Regions from separate parts of the Homo sapiens genome. Here region 1 is linked to region 2. Evidence: chromatin loops called from intact Hi-C (ENCODE). Cell type or tissue: B cell. All regions are shown on one strand. Links, peaks and the distances in the headings refer to the core of each region. The heading gives the core; the rest is flanking DNA.

Region 1 (5,378 bases), core at 311-5,310, 78 kb after region 2:
CGCGATCTGGGCTCACTGCAAGCTCTGCCTCCCGGGTTCACGCCATTCTCCTGCCTCAGCCTCCCAAGTAGCTGGGACTACAGGCGCCCGCCACCACGCCAGGCTAATTTTTTGTATTTTTAGTCGAGACGGGGTTTCACCGTGTTAGCCAGGATGATCTCGATCTTCTGACCTCGTGATCCGCCCGTCTCAGCCTCCCAAAGTGCTGGAATTACAGGCGTGAGCCACTGCACCCGGCAAGAGCACATTATCTTGTATGTGCCTGTAGCCCATCTGCAGACATGAAACCCAAGTCCCTGTTCTCCCAAGTGCAATGGAAACATCTCCTCTCCTGCGGATGAACTGAATAAGGGATAGTGAAGCATATTTTTAAATGTTTGCTATTGCTCGTTAGCCACAGTAGGAATTTCAATACCAGTGGCAGTGGGATCCCTCATTTTATTGTAGATGCCTTTTTTCATTTCAGCTTACAAAGCTTCCCTCCGTTGGAGGGTGGGGGCCGCAGAAATAAAATGGAAGGCAAAGGGGGGATGCGCTGCGATTTTTCTGCTCATTGTCTCATTTTGAAACTGCCCCAACTGTATAGAACTTCTAGGAAGCCCGTACATGTCGGCACATTCCCGGGGAAGAATGCTTCTCTTAGGAGCCAGTGCCTTAAGAAGTTTCTTCCGTGTTGCACTGGCATGCATGTCTGCTTAAATCGCCACTCTCCTCATGACATTTGGCAGGACTAGGAAGTTCACGTGTCAGTCCCGCTATTGGCCCACGTGACCCCATCCCCAAAGACAGGCAGTGAACCCCTGTGTTTTTATGCCATATGAACTGAGAAGTAGACGCATTCTGTGTAATGGATACACACTGAGGCTGCAATTTTTGAAAAGTCATTGTTTTGACTTCCCTATATTCACATCGAATAACGCTTTTAGTCTTTGCCCTCAGTACTCTAGAAGGGGCTATATAGCCTGTTTTTGTATTTGTGGGAAAAAGACTAGAAGCTGGGCAAAATGCCACCAGGAAGACTAACATGGCGACGTGATCCCAAGGGAAACTGAGGTCTCACACTGTCCAGCAACAGAAGGAGGTTGAATTCTGGAGGAGGTTTAATTTTTTAAAAACTCAAACTAATAAAAGATGTTCACAAATATTAAATATTTTTATTTGGACTCTGTGTGTATTTTAAATTTTTTATTATCAACATAAAAAATATATGCTGGTATCTGTTGAGATCCAGTTAGGAAAAGAGAAACCATACTGGATGTTTTAAACAGAGGCGGGTAAATACAAGGAATTACTAGCCTGAAAAAAAAAAAGGATAGCGAACTAACCAAGAGATTATGAAAATCATAAGTAGCTACCATCCCTACAGCTATGAGGAGCCACTGCCTCAGACTGGGGTTTGGGGAGAGGCCGTGGCTTAGTTGTTATTGAGGCTGCTAAGAGGGTGTCACACAGCTGTGCCCAGTCACTGAGAGCACCTGCCCAGCTGGCTGAAGCCTCTGCAGAGGTGCCTCATGGCTATGCTAGAAACTGTGTGGGCTTCTAGGAGGCCACTGTGCAGCTGATGTCCAGACCCAGAGGGGATTTGGCCTGGCCATCCTCGGGGTGCCAAAAGATGCTAGAGGCTTTGCTGTGTCTGTGCTGGAGAGATGCTGACGATGGCCAAAGGCAGGAAAAGTATCTCCTCTCCCCTTCTCCCTTTCATAGTTCCCTCAATGCCTCTCACTGGCAGAATTTAACTGGCGAAAGTTGGTAAAAAGAGTCTTAGAAATGTGGTTCGCGGCCAGGCATGGTGGCTCACACTTGTAATCCCAGCACTTTAGGAGGCCGAGGCAGGCGGATCACCTGAGATCAGGAGTTCGAGGCTAGCCTGGCCAACATGGTGAAACCCCATTTCTACTAAAAAATACAAAAATTAGCCAGGCGTGGTGGCACGCACCTGTAGTCCCAGCTACTCGGGAGGCTGAGGCAGGAGAATCGCTTGAGCTCGGGAGGTGGAGGTTGCAGTGAGCCAAGAGCACCAGCTTGGGCGACAGAGCAAGACTGTCTATAAAAAGAAAAGAAATATGGTTCTCATATCCCTAACCCCAGCATCACAGAGCACTGTGTAGAAGCTGCATCTGGGGCTGAGAGGCGGTAGGTGAATAAGCATCACAGATCCTCCCGTTGGGTACCAAGCATCCACATATCATCCTCTACCCATTTGAAAACTTCTCTACTGCAGCAATAGTAACTTCATGCTTCTGGTAGCAAGTTGTAACTTCCCTTTGAAAACATGCTTTCAACTTCTACCCCTAAAATGGAGTTACAAATCTCTTAACACTCTTCACATTCATCTCTGGGTGATGTTAATTATTGTTTTTATTCATAAGAGAATATATATATATATATAGTGTATATACATTTATATACTCTTTATATATTATAAAGTTAATTATCACCAACAGTGTTTATATAAAATATTTGAAAGTTAGGAGGAAAAAAAGAAGAGAAACAAATGAAGACAAAAGTATTCGTATCCACTACTTTATTTCTGGAACTGGTCACAAAGCCACAGTTAATATTTATAAATTCCTTTTTCTACTACCTATTCTACATTTCCCTTGCCTTCCGCCAGCTGGTCAGTATTCTTTATCTAGTGAAGTGACCCGGAAGGGTCTGAGGTTTTTTCAGCCCCCCACCTTTATTTTTTTTTATTTATTTTTATTTTTGAGATGGGGGCTCACTCTGTCACCAGGCTGGAGAACAGTGGCGCAATCTCAGCTCACTGCAAACTCCGCCTCCCGGGTTCAAGCCATTCTCCTGCCTCAGCCTCCTGAGTACTTGGGATTACAAGCGCACATCACCACGCCTGGCTAATTTTTGTATTTTTAGTAGAGGCAGGGTTTCACCAGGTTGGCCAGGCTGGTCTCAAACTCCTGACCCCAAATGATTCACCCACCTCGGCCTCCCAAAGTGCTGGGATTGCAGGCGTGTCCCACTGCATCCAGCCCAAAGCCCTGTCTTTATCAGGCATAAAAAATGACAGAGATGCCTTAGAGAGTCCCTTCAGCTCCAGATCTAGTATGCCCCGGCCACACTGTGCAGCAGCCAATACAGCTAAACAGAAGCAATCACCCCAACCAGTGCAGTAACCTCTTCCTTTGTCTGTTCGTTCAGTGACACAAGGAACTGAAATTGCCAGATGGTAATCTCAACTTCCAATTCAATAGAACAATTGTTGTTTCCCTGCTAGAATCATTCTTCCTTTAGGAACCAAGCTCTCTAACAAGTGGAACACAAAGCTATGGGAATAGGAAGCAAAAATTCTATAAGTGGGTTATTGGGAGGAACAGTGAGAGCAACTATTGTCATTTTTACCTCTTTATTTCCAGAACCATAGATTCTGGCTATGGGGAAAGAAGCACCACGTATTGGTCACAGTTTTAAGTGCATATACTGCATCTCGTAGGATAGTGATTTCACCCCACAGATGTTCTCTCAACTGAGTCGTTAGGAGACCATTCTACCTTTTCTCTGAGGCCAGATCCTTTTTTTTTTTTTTTTTTTTTGAGACAGAGTCTCACTCTGTCACTCAGGCTGGAGTGTAGTGGAAGCTGTCTCGGCTCGCTGCAACCTCCACCTTGTGGGTTCAAGTGATTCTCCTGCCTTAGCCTCCCATGTAGCTGGGATTACAGGCATGCACCACCATGCCTGGCTAATTTTTTGTATTTTTAGTAGTGACGGGGTCTCACCATGTTGGCCAGCCTGGTCTCGAACTCCTGACCTCAGGTGATCCACCTGCCTTGGCCTCCCAAAGTGCTGGGATTACAGGCGTAAGCCACCACACCCAACCGAGGCCAGATCTTTCTAAGAGTTAGTGATAAGACCAGTGAGTTCCATGGGCATGAGCCCATTGCTATACTTTTTTCTTTTCTTTTTTAATGAGTTCCTTAGCCTGAACAATGTTGCGTGGGATACCATGAAGGTGGATAAGGCAATCCATAAGTCCATGGATAGTGTGTTGGCAGAAATATTGCAACCAAATAAAACAAATCAATATCCAGATTAAGTGTCTATTCTGGGGAAGACAACTAGAGCTCCTCATGATGGAAGTGGTTCAGTGCCGCTGGTGCCTGGATTGTCCCCCTTCCCTACCAAATGGTGGTATAATAGAAACGTGTGTTGGCCTCTGCTACTGTCAGCTTAAGCACTTAATGGTGGTGGTGAGCAGATCACCAATGGGAAGTCTATGGTGCTGAGCCCATATGCAGCCTTCGTCCTTGCTGGCATGGTCTTTTGTATATGAATCTATTGAGCAAGTACCTGTTTGGAGAAATAAGCTGACAGACATCCATTGAATAAGCCATCCTTCCTACCTGATTATTGAGAGCTCTGTAGCAGATGCCTTTGTGAGCGTTCGCACAACACTTAAATACCCTCATGCTCTGACAATTAAGAGGTCCGTCCACATACTGCTTTGCAGACAATATTCTAATCCTTTCTTTCTAAATTCCTGATTGTTCAGCCAAACCATTAGCCATTATACACGAAGCAGTAAACGTCCATCCGTATCTCAGGCCATCTCTCAATCCAAAGCGGACAAGGAGATAATGTTGCTTAAAGTCTTTCCACTGAAAGGATTTCTCTTTTCTTTTTCTTTTTCTTTCTTTTTTCTTTTCTTTTCTTTTTTTTTTTTTTTTTTTTGGTAGAGACAGAGTTTCACCATGTTGGCCAAGCTGGTCTTGAACTCCCAACGTCAGGTGATCATCCAGCTCAGCCTCCCAAAGTGCTGGGATTACAGGCATGAGCCACTGCGTTCGGTCAGGATTTCTCTTTCTTAGTGTGTTTGTTTGTTTTAGCACACTTCTTATCGTGGCTATAATGCTCTATTCCTAGCTTGCCAGTGTACTGGAAAAAAAGAAATCTATAAACCAGATTCTTCTTCAGCAATTTGTTCACAGGGAGATCACCATAAAAACCTAACACTGGATGAAGGAAAGATGGCAATGCTGCAGAAGAATGTGCCATAGGAGCCCGAGCCTTCAGTACACGTGACTACATTGTTGCTTCAGAATCTGCTGGAGTCTGGTTTGGTGTGTACCATTTCCACTTGGTGATGAAGTATTGCCATGCATGCTTAATTGTGTGGCCTAATGAATCAGATAACACCTAGTCAATTGTGGGCAGCTCAGGTGACATGGCCAGGTGTTCAGTCTCTATAAAGCTCAATAGTGGCCAGATGTGGTAGCTAACGCCTATAATCCCAGCACTTTGGGAGGCCTGGAGGGGGTGGATCACTTGAAGCCAGGAGTTCAAGACCAGCCTGGCCAACATGGTGAAACCCTGTCTCTTCCAAAAATACAAAAATTAGCCGGATGTGATGGCGCACGCCTGTAATC
Region 2 (5,378 bases), core at 176-5,175:
TTAGCTGGGTTTGGTGGCACGTGCCTGTAATCCCAGCTCTGTCTAGGTTCAGTCCTCCTGGGTTAAAGTGATTCTCCTGCCTCAGCCTCCACAGCAGCTGCGATTACAGGTGCCCATCACCGTGCCCGGCTAATTTTTGTACTTTTAGTAGAGACAGGGTTCACCATGTTGGCTAGGCTGGTCTCGAACTCCTGACCTCAAGTGATCCTCCTGCCTTGGCCTCCCAAAGTGCTGGGATTACAGGCGTGAGCCACCATGCCCAGTCTTTTGTTTCTTTTGAGACAGGGTCTCACTCTGTTGTCCAGGCTGGAGTGCAGTGGCACAATCATAGCTCACTGCAGCCTCGGCCTCTCGGGCTCAGGTGATTCTTCCACCTAGCCTCTCAAGCAGCTAGGACAACAGGCATACATCACTACGCCAGCTAATTTTTTTTTATTTTTTGTACAGATGAGGTTTTGCCATGAGTGCTCAAGCAATCTACCTGCCTTAGCCTCCCAAAGTGGTGGGATTACAGGCATAAGCCACCATGTCCAGCCCAAAGCTAGTTTTAAATACGTAGTAATACCACTCATCGAGCTGCTTGGTGATGAAGCCCCATTAAAATGACTCCTAGGCTCCAATTTAAACTCAGATAACAGAGAAACCTCAGATTGGAATTAGGGGAGGTGGAAGCTCTGCTCTGTGCAGTCACTTAAGAGACCTTCTTTCCGAAGTCTTTGCAATACCCAGGAAGTCAGAGCCCTCCAGCACAGCCTCAGATAAGGGACAAAAGAGAGTGGATGTAGAAAGCACACCTGTCAACTGCCATGGCCCACAAGTGCCTCCCATCGCCCTGCTCACAACGCACTGGAGAGAGAGCTCTCTATGGTCCCTTCCTAGATTCAAGGCACATGGGCTATGCAAGCCAGCAGTGTGCCCAGGAGGGCAAGAACATGGCAAATGGGAAGCAGCTAGCCAATCTCAGAAATTCTCAGTAAATATTTGTTAGATTAAATGAACTACTTCTTATGTATTATTATAATTTTTTTTTTGAGACAGAGTCGTGCTTTGTCGCCCAGGCTGGAGTGCAATGGCACAATCTCCGCTCACCACAACCTCCGCTTCCTGGGTTCAAGCGATTCTCCTGCCTCAGCCTCCCAAGTAGCTGGGATCACAGGCATGTGCCACTACACCTGGCTAATTTTTTTGTATTTTTAGTAGAGATGGTGTTTCACCATGTTGGCCAGGCTGGTCTCGAACTCCTGACCTTGTGAACCGCCTGCCTTGGCCTCCCAAATTACTGGGATTACAGGCGTGAGCCACCGGGCCTGGCCCTAAATGAACTACTTCTTTCTGACTTCTGTATATTGAAATGAATCATCCTAGACCTTACACTTAGACCTTGCTAAAGCTGTGGTAATAGCTCCCTGTTTATAGCTCCCGGAAAACATCTGTATGTAACAAGAAAGTCTTGGTGACACAATTCCTTAACCCAAGACAATGGATTGAGGATGGTGAGAAGGGAGTAGACCTGACCTATACCCTCTGAAGTGGCATTTATATATGCAGTACTTGACTATTGTGACTACTAATATATTTTTACCTCTCCGGGAACAGCAACTCCCATGAAGTGTGTATTATTTATTTAACACTTATGTAGCGCTTGTCCTCTTGCAGGAAATCTTCAAAGCATTTTACTAATGTGAAATGGTTGAATTCTCATAAGCCTATGAGGCACCGTTTAGCTCCATATTGTAGTCGGGAAAACTGAGGCACAGAGAAAACAGGAAACTGCCTAAGAATAATAGCTCATAAACAATGGGGCAGAGTTTCAAAACCAGAGAGTTGGGTTCCAAAGACTGAGCTCGTAACCACCATACCATGCTATCTGTCCTCATGTAAGCCTCTCCCTCTCTTTTGCCACGCTTGAGTTTGCACTCCGGGATATCATATACACAAGTACGGGTTTGGCTAACATTTTTATAGAGCCACTGCTCTTTCATATTGTTTCTAGTTGGCAGTTACAAATAGAAATGGAGCCTGATGGCCAGGCACGTTGGCTCACACTTGCAATCTCAGCACTATGGGAGGCCAAGGTGGGCAGATTACTTGAGGTCAGGAGTTCGAGACCAGCCTGGGCAATATGGTGAAGCCCCGTCTCTACTAAAAATACAAAAATTAGCTGGGAGTAGTGGTGCATGCCTGTAATCCCAGCTACTTGGGAGGCTGAGGCAGGAGGATGGCTTGAACCCGAGAGGCAGAGGTTGCAGTGAGCCGAGATTGTGCCACTGCCCTCCAGCCTGGGCGACAGAGCAAGACACCATGTCAAAAAAGAAAGACAGAAAGAAAGAAAGAAAGAAAGAAGGAGAGAACGAGAGAAAGAAAGGAAAAAAGGAAGAAAGAAAGAAAGAGAAATGGAGCCTTATAAACATACATTTCAGGCTCAACAATCAAATTCCAGAAATCGGCCGGGCGCGGTTGCTCACGCCTGTAATCCTAGCATTTTGGGAGGCCGAGACTGTAGATCGCCTGAGGTCAGGAGTTTGAGACCAGCCTGGCCAACATAGTGAAACTTCATCTCTACTAAAAATACAAAAAAATAGCTGGGCGTGTTGTCGGGCACCTGTAATCCCAGCTACTTGGGAGGCTGAGGCAGGAGAATTGCTTGAACCCGGGAGGCGGAGGTTGCCATGAGCTGAGATCGCGCCACTGCACTCCAGCCTGGGCAACAAGAGTGAAACACCGTCTCAAAAAAAAAAAATTCCGGAAATTCTTAATACATTTCCCAATTCATGTTATGTCATCAGACTTAAACAATGAAGAGAATTCCAGGCTCTAAGAACAAGCCTTTTATCCTTACCTTACAAATTATATTTCATTCATTCATTTATTCATTTTATTCAACCAATATTTATTAAATCCCCTCATAAGCCATAAGAGACAATTGTGAGCAAAATAGACGTTGTCCATCCTGTCATGAGCCTTGTGGCCATACTTGAATCAAATATGCTTACAAATGCACAGAAAATTACGACTGTAAAAGTTCTGTGAAAAAGTGTAATCATATAAATTTGCATGATGGGGAATGCAAATAAGTCTGAAGAGGCTTACTTCCCTAAAAATGTGACATTTGAGTAGGAGTTAAATAAGTTGAGGGAGGCATGAGAAGGGAAGACTATTTCAAGCAAAAGAAATAACCTTTGTAAAGGTTCTTCAAAAGGAAGAAGATAGTAGTTTGGAAGGAATTGAAGAAAGACAAATGTGAGAGGCAGTCAGTGAGCACAGGAGAGGGAGGCATAGGAAGATTAGGGTCCCAAGGGGGTTCTCAGGTCACAGTGAGGACTTTGGTGTTTTTCCAAGAGCGGTGGAAATCCAATGAAAGATTTTAAGTGGGAGGGGCCAGGCGCAGTGGCTCACGCCTGTAATCCCAGCACTTTGGGAGGCCCAGGCGGGCAGATCACGAGGTCAGGAGTTGGAGACCAGCTGGCCAACATAGCGAAACCCCGTCTCTACTTAAAATACATAGCGAAACCCCGTCTCTACTTAAAATACAAAAATTAGCCATGCGCGGTGGCTTACGCCTGTAATCCTAGCACTTTGTGAGGCCGAGGCGGGCAGATCACGAGGTCAGGATATCGAGACCATCCTGGCTAACACGGTGAAACCCCGTCTCTACTAAAAATACAAAAAAATTAGCCGGGCGTGGTGATGGGCGCCTATAGTCCCAGCTACTTGGGAGGCTGAGGCAGGAGAATGGCGTGAACCCGGGAGGCGGAGCTTGCAGTGAGCGGAGATCGTGCCACTGCACTCCAGCCTGGGCAACAGAGCGAGACTCTGTCTCAAAAAAAAAAAAAATTAGCTTGGTGTGGTGGCGCGTGCCTGTAGTCCCAGCTACTCGGGAGGCTGAGGCAAAAGAATCGCTTGAACCCGGGAGGCGGAGATTGTGGTGAGCCAAGATCGCGCCACTGAACTCCAGCCTGGGCAACAGAGCGAGATTCTGTCTCAAAAAAAAAAAAAAAAAGGCCAGGCACAGTGGCTCACACCTATAATCCCAGCACTTTGGGAGGCCAAGGCGAGCTGATCACCTGAGGTCGGAAGTTCAAGACCAGCCTGGCCAACATGGCAAAATCCCGTCTCCACCAAAAATACAAAAATCAGCTGGGCGTGGTGGCGGGAGCCTGTAATCTCAGCTACTCGGGAGGCTGAGGCAGGAGAATTGCTTGAACCCAGGAGGCGAAGGTTGTGGTGAGCCAAGATGGCACCATTGCACTCCAGCCTGGGCAGCAAGAGCGAAACTCCGTCCCTGCCCGCCCCACACGCCCCCCCCCCACCCCCCCCACAAAAAAGAAGAAGAATTTAAGCGACGTGATCCTTTGCATTTTAGAAAGATCTTTCTGGCATTCAGATTTCAGGGGTACATAGTGGAAACAGGTAGATGAGTTAAGAGGCCAGTGCAATGGTCCGTACATACTTACATTTATGCAACTGGCCACTGAAAGTATGTGTGAAGTTGTCCTTACCAATCCCCCTTGAAACTCAAGATACAATAAGAAATTTTCCATACTGACTTGTATTTTGCTTGTTTCAGCATGGATGGCCCATCTTTCCTTGGAAAAGACACCTTTAGGACTCCAAGTGTAAGAAGGCATTTTGCGGGTATATCTTCTTTTCCCATTATAATTTAAGATTGATAACATGGAAGCAGCAGGTCTTATAGAGGGCATCCAGATAACTGGATAATAAAAAATTGAAAGGTTATATAAATAGATCATTGACTATAATAAATATTTATAGTACCCATGAGTGAAAGGAAAAAGCATATAAAGAACCATCAGTGAAATGAGAGATGATTCTAGAGTTCTTTCTTTGGGGATAAGGGTACTATTTTTTGGGAGGGAGGCTGGGCTCTGGCCATATAATCTGGAATATTTTCTTTTTGAAACTCATGTAATAGTTCAAGAATATTATTCTAGGATGGGTATGAGGTGGCCCTTCGGTCAGAGATACTTGTTCCTGCCTTATTGATTATCCATCCTTAAGGCATTGACCTTAGTAAGTTTTTGTTTGTTTGTTTGTTTGTTTGTTTTGGCAGAGTCTTGCTCTGTCACCCAGGCTGGAGTGCAGTGGCACGATCTCGGCTCACTGCAACCTCCTGGGTTCAAGCGATTCTCCTGCCTCAGCCTCCCGAGTAGCTGAGATTACAGGCGCGTGCCACCACACCTGGCTGATTTTTGTATTTTTAGTAGAAACGGGGTTTTGCCATGTTGGTCAGGCTGATCTCAAAGTCCTGAGCTTGGGTAATCTACCCGCCCCGGCCTCCCGAAGTGCTGGGATTACAGGCATGAGCCACCGTGCCCGGCCTACTTTAGTAAGGTTTATAATGGTTAACTAGCCAGCAG

What was found. Peaks named below come from ENCODE experiments on the same cell type or tissue, not always from the same donor. Only the 100,000 strongest peaks of a DNase experiment are listed, where the experiment ranks them.
Region 1: it touches region 2 in a loop (3-fold over the local background); 1 of 110 quality-filtered maps calls a loop at or near these places.

Annotation. Positions count from the first base shown.
Region 1 is chr3:177,322,273-177,327,650 of GRCh38, forward strand. LINC00501 (long intergenic non-protein coding RNA 501) reads left to right here. Exons shown (of 2, transcript NR_047465.1): 2 at 1-1,163. Among named protein-coding and RNA genes, the nearest start is that of LINC00501, 31 kb to the left of the region's middle. In B cell, for the core only: no CTCF peak of the experiment used is centred there; a DNase peak (open chromatin) is centred at 3,119; H3K27ac peaks cover 338 bases.
Region 2 is chr3:177,244,001-177,249,378 of GRCh38, forward strand. LOC107986053 (a long non-coding RNA gene) reads left to right here. Exons shown (of 3, transcript XR_001740576.2): 3 at 4,568-4,633. Among named protein-coding and RNA genes, the nearest start is that of LINC00501, 48 kb to the right of the region's middle. In B cell, for the core only: no CTCF peak of the experiment used is centred there; DNase peaks (open chromatin) are centred at 3,221 and 3,501; H3K4me3 peaks cover 856 bases; H3K27ac peaks cover 539 bases.